Regions from separate parts of the Homo sapiens genome. Here region 2 is linked to region 1. The links are chromatin loops, found by intact Hi-C in ENCODE. Cell type or tissue: PC-3. All regions are shown on one strand. Each heading gives the region's core, and the rest is flanking DNA. Links, peaks and the distances in the headings are about the cores only.

Region 1 (3,744 bases), core at 860-3,359:
AGTCTTTATCATTATAAATTCTTATTCTTTTTTGGCCAGACTTTTCATTTTGTTCATAAATTGTTTCACAAATTTTATGTAATTTTCTCTCTGCATTTTCTTGGCTTTCTCTAAAACTCTTTAAGAGAGTTATTCAGAATTAATTGTCAGTCATTTCCTAGATCCCCATTTATTCTGGTTCTGTTATTGGAGCTTGATTAACTTCCTTTGGTAGTGTTACATTTCCCTGATTTTAAATAATCCTGTATACTTACATTGATACCTGTGCACTTGATAAGACAGGTACCTTTTCCAATATTTGCAGGTATTTTTTGGTGGTGAGAGAACTTTATTATTTTGTCTAGCCTATAATTGCAGGTAATTCCAGCTAGTAGCAGCTATAGACAGGCAGACTTTGGTGTCAGGTTCTTCCACTGGGCTGGGTCACTTCCTGTGCTCTGAGGTTGAATGGTAATGCTGGCTGAGCTCTGTGGTCTAGTAAGACCACTGAATGGACTCTGCCATCAAATTTGGCTGCTGCCTGGGCTCTGCAAATAATCTCTGGTTGGGCAAAGTTGCAGATTACCACTCTTGGCCTAGTGGAGATGTTGTTGTTTCGAACCTGTAGTTGGGCAAGGCCATGTGCTAAACTCCAAGGCTGAGTGAAGTATCTTGGGTTGCTGCTCGACCACACGGGATGGACAGGGCAGAGGCTATGTGGCACAGATATGCATGAACTTGAGTTTGTTTCCCAGCCTGGCATATGCTTAAGCAGAGCACCGAAGTTTGGTGAAGTCACCACTCAGCAACTGAGGTTGGGCAGAACAAGACACCCTCTCCCCTGGTAATCACTGACCTGCAATTGCCTTCAAGCATGGAGAATATTTACTAAGAAAACCAGGGCTTAGTTGGATCACTTCCTGCCTGCAGTGGCTGGTCAGGGCCAGATGCTGTATCCACTGGTAATATTTGAGTCTGGCTCTGTGGCCCAGGCTGGAGTGCAGTGGCGCGATCTCGGCTCACTGCAAGCTCCGCCTCCCGGGTTCACACCATTCTCCTGCCTCAGCCGCCCAAGTAGCTGGGACTACAAGCGCCCGCCACCATGCCCGGCTAATTTCTTTTGGTATTTTTAGTAGAGACGGGGCTTCACCGCGTTAGCAAGGATGGTCTCGATTTCCTGACCTCGTGATCCGCTCCCCTCGGCCTCCCAAAGTGCTGGGATTACAGGTGTGAGCCACTGTGCCTGGCACAGTTGCTTCTTAACTAAGAAAACCAACGAAAACATCCAGGATGTGTGAGGAAGCTGGCTAGAGATCCAAATCAGGAAGTCCCATGGACTGTGTTTCCTGCAGCATGGCACTGTTGGTTAGTCTCTCTGGTGTGGTACTTCCATTGACCAGAATGCAGAACAACTACCAAGATCCACATGCTAGTTGATGTGAGCCCCAGCCTCATTCTTTGTTTCTAACTGACCTCAGGTAATCTAGCTCTGCCAGTACTACCAGTGTTTCCCATGGGACAAGATGGAGGTGAGCCTCCTGTAGAGTCCCAGAATAGTAGGGAAGCTGAATGTCTACCTCCAAATCACTTTTTCCACAATAGAAATCATAGATATAGGGGCATTCTCCATGTCTGGTGCTGTGCCAGCTTGGGGAGGGGCAGCATGGTCAAAGAACTGTTATTACCATTAAATTACAGCTTTTTTCAGTTATGCGGTCCAAAGAGGTGTCTCAGCCTTATTCCCAGGTTCTGGGATATTCATGATAGTATTTTTGCCTGTGGATAATTGCTAGTTTAATTTTCACTGTAGGGGAAGAGTGAAGCCTAAGAACTCCTATTATGCCAGCTTGCTCTGAGTGCAATTCTTAACTGATACCTCTAGAGGTCAGATTAAAATATATCATTTATGTTGCATTCATATAATGCCTAAGTCAGTTTCTTCAATATTGTATATTCTGATATTTCAAATGATATTTATCAGTTGTATGAATGAATATATTAATTCATTAATGGTGGACTTTCCAAAAAGTCTGAATGGCTTAGGTATAAAAATCATAAAGAAAATTATTCTCGATATCCAAAAAGAGTTTGTACTGTATAAAAAGATGAACAGGCTTAAGGTAGATTAAATTCACTTCTCAGGAACATATTAAAGTGAAACTAAGAATACTTGAGTTACATTATTGTAAGGTGACTGTTGGGGAAGGAAACTACTACATTCTAGATATTTAGGTTACAGAAAAAGTAGCAGCTGAATAGACCACTGTTCTGATCTTGAATGACATTTCCTATGTTGCTTTTATGCTGTTATTAAGATGATGATTCATCTCATTTTTAAAGCCCTCTAATCTTCCCCTGTTATAACTTATTCCAATGTTTAACAGCTAACACTGTCAAGAACATTTTCATTATATCTAACTCACATTCATTGTACTGCTCTTAGAAGACACAGAGAAAAATATATACCTATTCTCTGAATAAAAATTCAAGCAGAGGCCAAAGTTATATTAACTTTCTTAGAAAAAGAGCCAAAAATTATGGTGGGACATTCAGGTGATATGCCTAAGAATTCCCCCCAAATACCTTAAAGAGCATAGGAAATGACTGGAAGAGGAGAACCGATCACCTTAATGATAAACTGATCACAGTATAATTCTACTCTCTTTAATGACTTTCCTTATTAAATTCTCCTTGTGCAAAAAGTATGGTAACGCACTAACATTATCCAATTAAGCATCTATTAACTGCCTAAAATGGATATATGGACTATTACCTTAGAAAATTGGCAGATCTATACTAATTCAGTGTAACTCTATACTCTTGACAACTTTTAAATATGTAATATACAGAATAGATACTTCACTTTATTATGTTTATATGCATATATGCACACACATAAATATATACATGCAGTAACATAAACCCAATGATTTACTCAGAAAACACATGTTAAATGCCCTCAAAACATGCTCAAATATGGAACCCTCTAGTAGGAAATATGCTTGGTTTAAAGAAAAAAACAGGTGTAAATTAATATTATCAGTGTAGTTGGTGCAATTTCATAAAACATTGAAATATATTGGAGAACTCAACAGACCATATCTACAAAAGTAATAGGTTATGAAATGAGTTCTAATTTTGCCTGTAAGAGTGGGAGGCTAATGTACTTTGCGCTGAAAAAGTCATTCTATTGCATGATTACTTTTTAGTTAAGTTAAATATTTAAAGCATGCAGGACACAAACTGGCATGAAGTGGTTACTAAAAATTATTAACTCAATTTTCTGTTAGTACACCATATATATCAAATTATAAGTAGCAAGTGATGATAAGACCTTAATCTTTCTTTAACATCTTTATCATTCTATTTCCCTAATCAAGAGCTTATTTGCTTATTTATTTCTTTTCTAAGATCAAAGTGTTTTGGTCAGAGCCCTCAGCCATTCATTCTGGCTCCTCCCTGGCTAACTAATATTGTCTCTACTCTGTCCTTCAATCCTGTCTTCTTGCTGCCTTCCTGAATGCCATACTAATTTCTACTTCTCCACATGTCTCTAGTTCTCCACATTTTGTTATTTTCCCCATCTAGAACCTGTTCATCAAATCTTAACTTTTACTCTTGCCAAATACAGCTATCATCACAATGGGAGAGCTTTTATTAACTGTCACACTACACAAACTTTTCATCCTAGACTCAATATTTTACTTGTAATCACCACCATATCATTTTTAAAATTTATCTTTAAATACATTCAAATGTTTGGGA
Region 2 (3,744 bases), core at 461-2,960, 160 kb after region 1:
ATTTTAGTGCTTAAACAATTTCTTAACTTAAAAGTTGGAAGTATCTGACCTTATTAGAAAAAACTTCAGTAAGCGTATTCATTTCTGATAAACAAATAATGTGAGAAAGAATACCCAGAGAGGTTAGTCAAAGGAATGGAAGGAGATAAATGAATGAATGCTATCAATAAGGAAAGTGTCCTAAGAATCAGATGTTAGTCATCTCAGTTGTTGACGGAAAGTCAGGTAGGATAAAGACCAAGGAATACCCACTAGATTCACAACCAAGGGGCTCTGGGTGTTCCTTTTTAGGTGAGGAATTGGGGACAGACTACAACTTGCAAGCAGTGAAGTGACTGAAGGAGTCATAAGGGAGGAAGTGTTTGTGATGATTTGAGCATTTATCAATGCTGAGCAGAAAGAGCTCGTTAAGAGAAAATGGAAATAATAAGAACTCAGAGGTAAAATCTCTCCTCATGGAGGAGCTGGGAAATAGTAAGTTCTGGGAAGAAGGCACAGTATATAAAACTCAAGCAGCTCTTTGTTACCCTGATTAAGCTGTTTTGCTAATTTAAGGGAAGGAAAAGTTAAACAAACACTCTTATTGTTATTGGGTGAGTTTAAGTAAGTTTATTTAGATAATGTCACGGAATGTTAAATGTGTAACATTATTAACACTAAAAAGCCAAACTCACATTGTAGACTTACTCTACTTATTTATTTGTTTGTTTGTTTATATATTCCCAGCTCCATTTAGAAATCTAGATGGAAACTATTGAATTTAGCAGTTCACCTAGAAATAACAAAAACAAAAACATTTTTTAAATGTGCCATTCTAGGATAAGACAGGTACAGTTACAATCCCCAAGCTTTGAGCTGCGTTTCTTAGCTCCACACTATACGTTGCTTTCATTTGTTCATTTATTTATTCAACTTTAATTCAACAAGTATTCTCGAGCACTTATTTTATGTAGACCTTGTTCTAAGTGATGGGTATAGGAGTAAAAAAAAAAAGTCTATTCTTGTGGGGATTCATTATAGTGGGGAAGAGAGACAATAAACAAGATATTTATGTAAAATGTGTAGTATGACATTTGGTGATCAGTGTTCCTAAGGAAGGCCAGGATTTGGGGTCAGGAAGACCTGCAATTTTAAGTTGAGTAGTCAGGGGAAAGCTTTCTGAGAAGATAATTTCTTAGTAAAGACTTAAGGAAGATGAGACTCTTGCTTGGAGCAAAAGCATTCCAAACAGAGGAAAGTGTTTAGATGGAAATATCCCGAGGTGACAGGACGATGTGAAGCCCTCTGAGTACAGTTGATATTTACTTGGTAGGTATTGGTCCAATCTTAGTAGGTGGATGTTAGCATGAATTTCAGTTGGTCAGGGCCTGCATTATACTCCCTGCTAAATTTTAGAATTTCATCATCACAATGAGAATTTTAACCAAAGGGGAAGCATAACCTGACATTTTTTAACAAAATCACTCTTGCTGCATGTTGAGAAGATAGTGAAAACATCAAAAATAAAAGCAAAGAAATGAGGTTATTGCAGTCACCCAGGCAAAAGAGGATTATGGATTGAACTCGGGTGTTAGAAGTGTAGGGGTGAGAAATGGTCACATTCTGGATGTATTTTAAAGGTAAAGGCAACATAAACTGCCCACAGAGAGGATGTGGGTATGAGAGAAAGTGATGAGTCATGAATGCCTCTAAGGGTTTTGGCCCAAGCCACTGGAAGAATGAAGTTGACGTTAACTGAGATGAGAAAGACAACGGGAAAAGTAGGTCTGGGGAAATTATCAGGAGTGTGGACATGTTAAATTTGAGATGCAGATTAGTCATCCAAGTGAGTTCGTGAGTATAAATCTGGGGTTTTTAGGGGATATAGCAAAAATGTTAGAGTCTTCAGTCTGTGGATGGTATTTAAAGCCAAGAAGACTATTTGAAGTTACAAAGGGAATGAGTATAGATAGAAAAGACAAGAGGTCCAGGGACTGAGCCCTGGAGCACTCTAAAATTAAGAGTTAGAGAGGAAGAGGAAGAGCCCGCTAAGAAGGAATGGCTAGAGAAGGAGGAGGGAAATCAAAGAAAATGTGTATTGGAAACCAAGTAAAGAAAATGTTTCACAGAGTAGACAGCATTCAACTCTGTCTAATGCTGCTCATTGGTCAAGTAAGAAGATGACTAAGATTTGACATTTGTATTTAGCAGCGTTTTTGATTTCAAGAATTCCCTTCATTTCCCCCTGTGATCTTGTAAAAAGCAGGCCTGTGCATGTGTCCTTCCATAGTACAGAAATTCTTGCATTTTAATCCCTAATGTTCATTAAGCTTGTGTAGTTTCATTAATTTCAAAATTCAACCTGAATTCCAAATTGTATTAGCAATCATTTTGACAGATATTTAAATGCTGATTTGATCTACAAATTTAATATTGCAAATTATTCAGAATCTGAAAAGCAATACTGTTGTTTTCTTCAATTTGTTCAACTCAGTCCTGCTGACGATGATCTGGAGATATGCTGCAGAGAAGACCAACACCTTTGGAAGAGAAATACCCACATCTTACTTTCTTAATAATAATAATTTCACATTTCTTATTACATCCAAAAATAAGCTCTCATTCTTGTATAAAGAATCCACATAGCACATTTTTCTTTAGAAATTAGATTACTATATATTCTTTATGAAAATAAGGCAAGTGGATAAATACAGCTTTAGCTCAATAGAACGTATGCATCTATTATACCATTCAACAATATTATATAAATAATCACCAACCCAGAGTCTCTGCATCTCCCATTATGTGGCTGTCTTCCTCTCTAATTGCCAGTGTTATTTTCTGGTTACAAGCATTTCAGGTAGAGGATTGTTTTTAGAAGAGCACCAATAGATTTTTATCTAAACCATGAAAGAGGTTTTTACCTACTAGACTTCTGCACTAGCATTGCTGAGATACTGTGTCTGGCCCAAAGACTGGGCACAATTCCAGAAGTTCAGCTTAAAACCTCAGTGGGGAGAGCAGGTACATACAGGCTGCCCCACTGGGAACCTTGAATGCTGAACAGCTGAGGATCAGCCTAATTGATTCCAACCTGAGGTGCAGAGCCTTATTTTATGAGGGCAAAAGAAAAACCATGAGAAATAATTGTATCCAAAACCTTCAGAAAGAACAAATAAACCCTGCATTATTCTATTTATTCTATTGCCCCATTTTACCTAATAAGTTATAAAGTATACAAAAAGTAAAATCATGGCTCCCTTATATAAAGACTCCAACTAAATATGTAATGTGGTCAAAGCCTGGCGAAAGTTTAACAAAATAAAAAAGCAAGCAAACGCAGAGTATATGCTAAATATATTGTCTTGATTCATAGTGTAACTGTCTACTGAATTCCTTCAGTATAGGCTTGATAAGACCTTAAGCACTGCATATCAGCCTGTACTGCAAGATTTATTGCTGAATAGTCTTTTTATACTTTAGAGAGTATTTTATTTATTTCATTTTCCATTAATAAATCTTCTGCTCTTTCACGTGGACATCTATGGCTTTTTCTTTTAAAATAACGACAGGCTCTATGACTCCCTACTCTCTTCCCTCTAAATATATAGAATGGGGAGAGTGTAGCAAGCTAAAGCACACATTGGTTTTTGTGAAAATGCATGCTATCACAAAATTAAAACATTTAAAAAATCCTTAACTGCAATCTACTGCCTATGCTATTCTCAGGAGAGTTTGGTGCAGAAAGCCAAAGCTCAGGAATAT

Evidence for each region. Hi-C counts contacts between places; a loop is a spot of excess contacts. Peaks named below come from ENCODE experiments on the same cell type or tissue, not always from the same donor. Only the 100,000 strongest peaks of a DNase experiment are listed, where the experiment ranks them.
Region 2: a loop joins it to region 1, with 5 times the contacts of the local background. A loop is called at or near these places in 14 of 110 quality-filtered maps.

What each region holds. Positions count from the first base shown.
Region 1 is chr5:84,449,340-84,453,083 of GRCh38, reverse strand. No RefSeq gene overlaps it. Among named protein-coding and RNA genes, the nearest start is that of EDIL3, 66 kb to the right of the region's middle. In PC-3, for the core only: a CTCF peak has its summit at 1,880; no DNase peak of the experiment used is centred there.
Region 2 is chr5:84,286,121-84,289,864 of GRCh38, reverse strand. All of the region lies in intron 1 of EDIL3 (EGF like repeats and discoidin domains 3), which reads left to right. Among named protein-coding and RNA genes, the nearest start is that of EDIL3-DT, 94 kb to the left of the region's middle. In PC-3, for the core only: no CTCF peak of the experiment used is centred there; a DNase peak (open chromatin) is centred at 1,704; H3K4me3 peaks cover 248 bases; H3K27ac peaks cover 1,303 bases.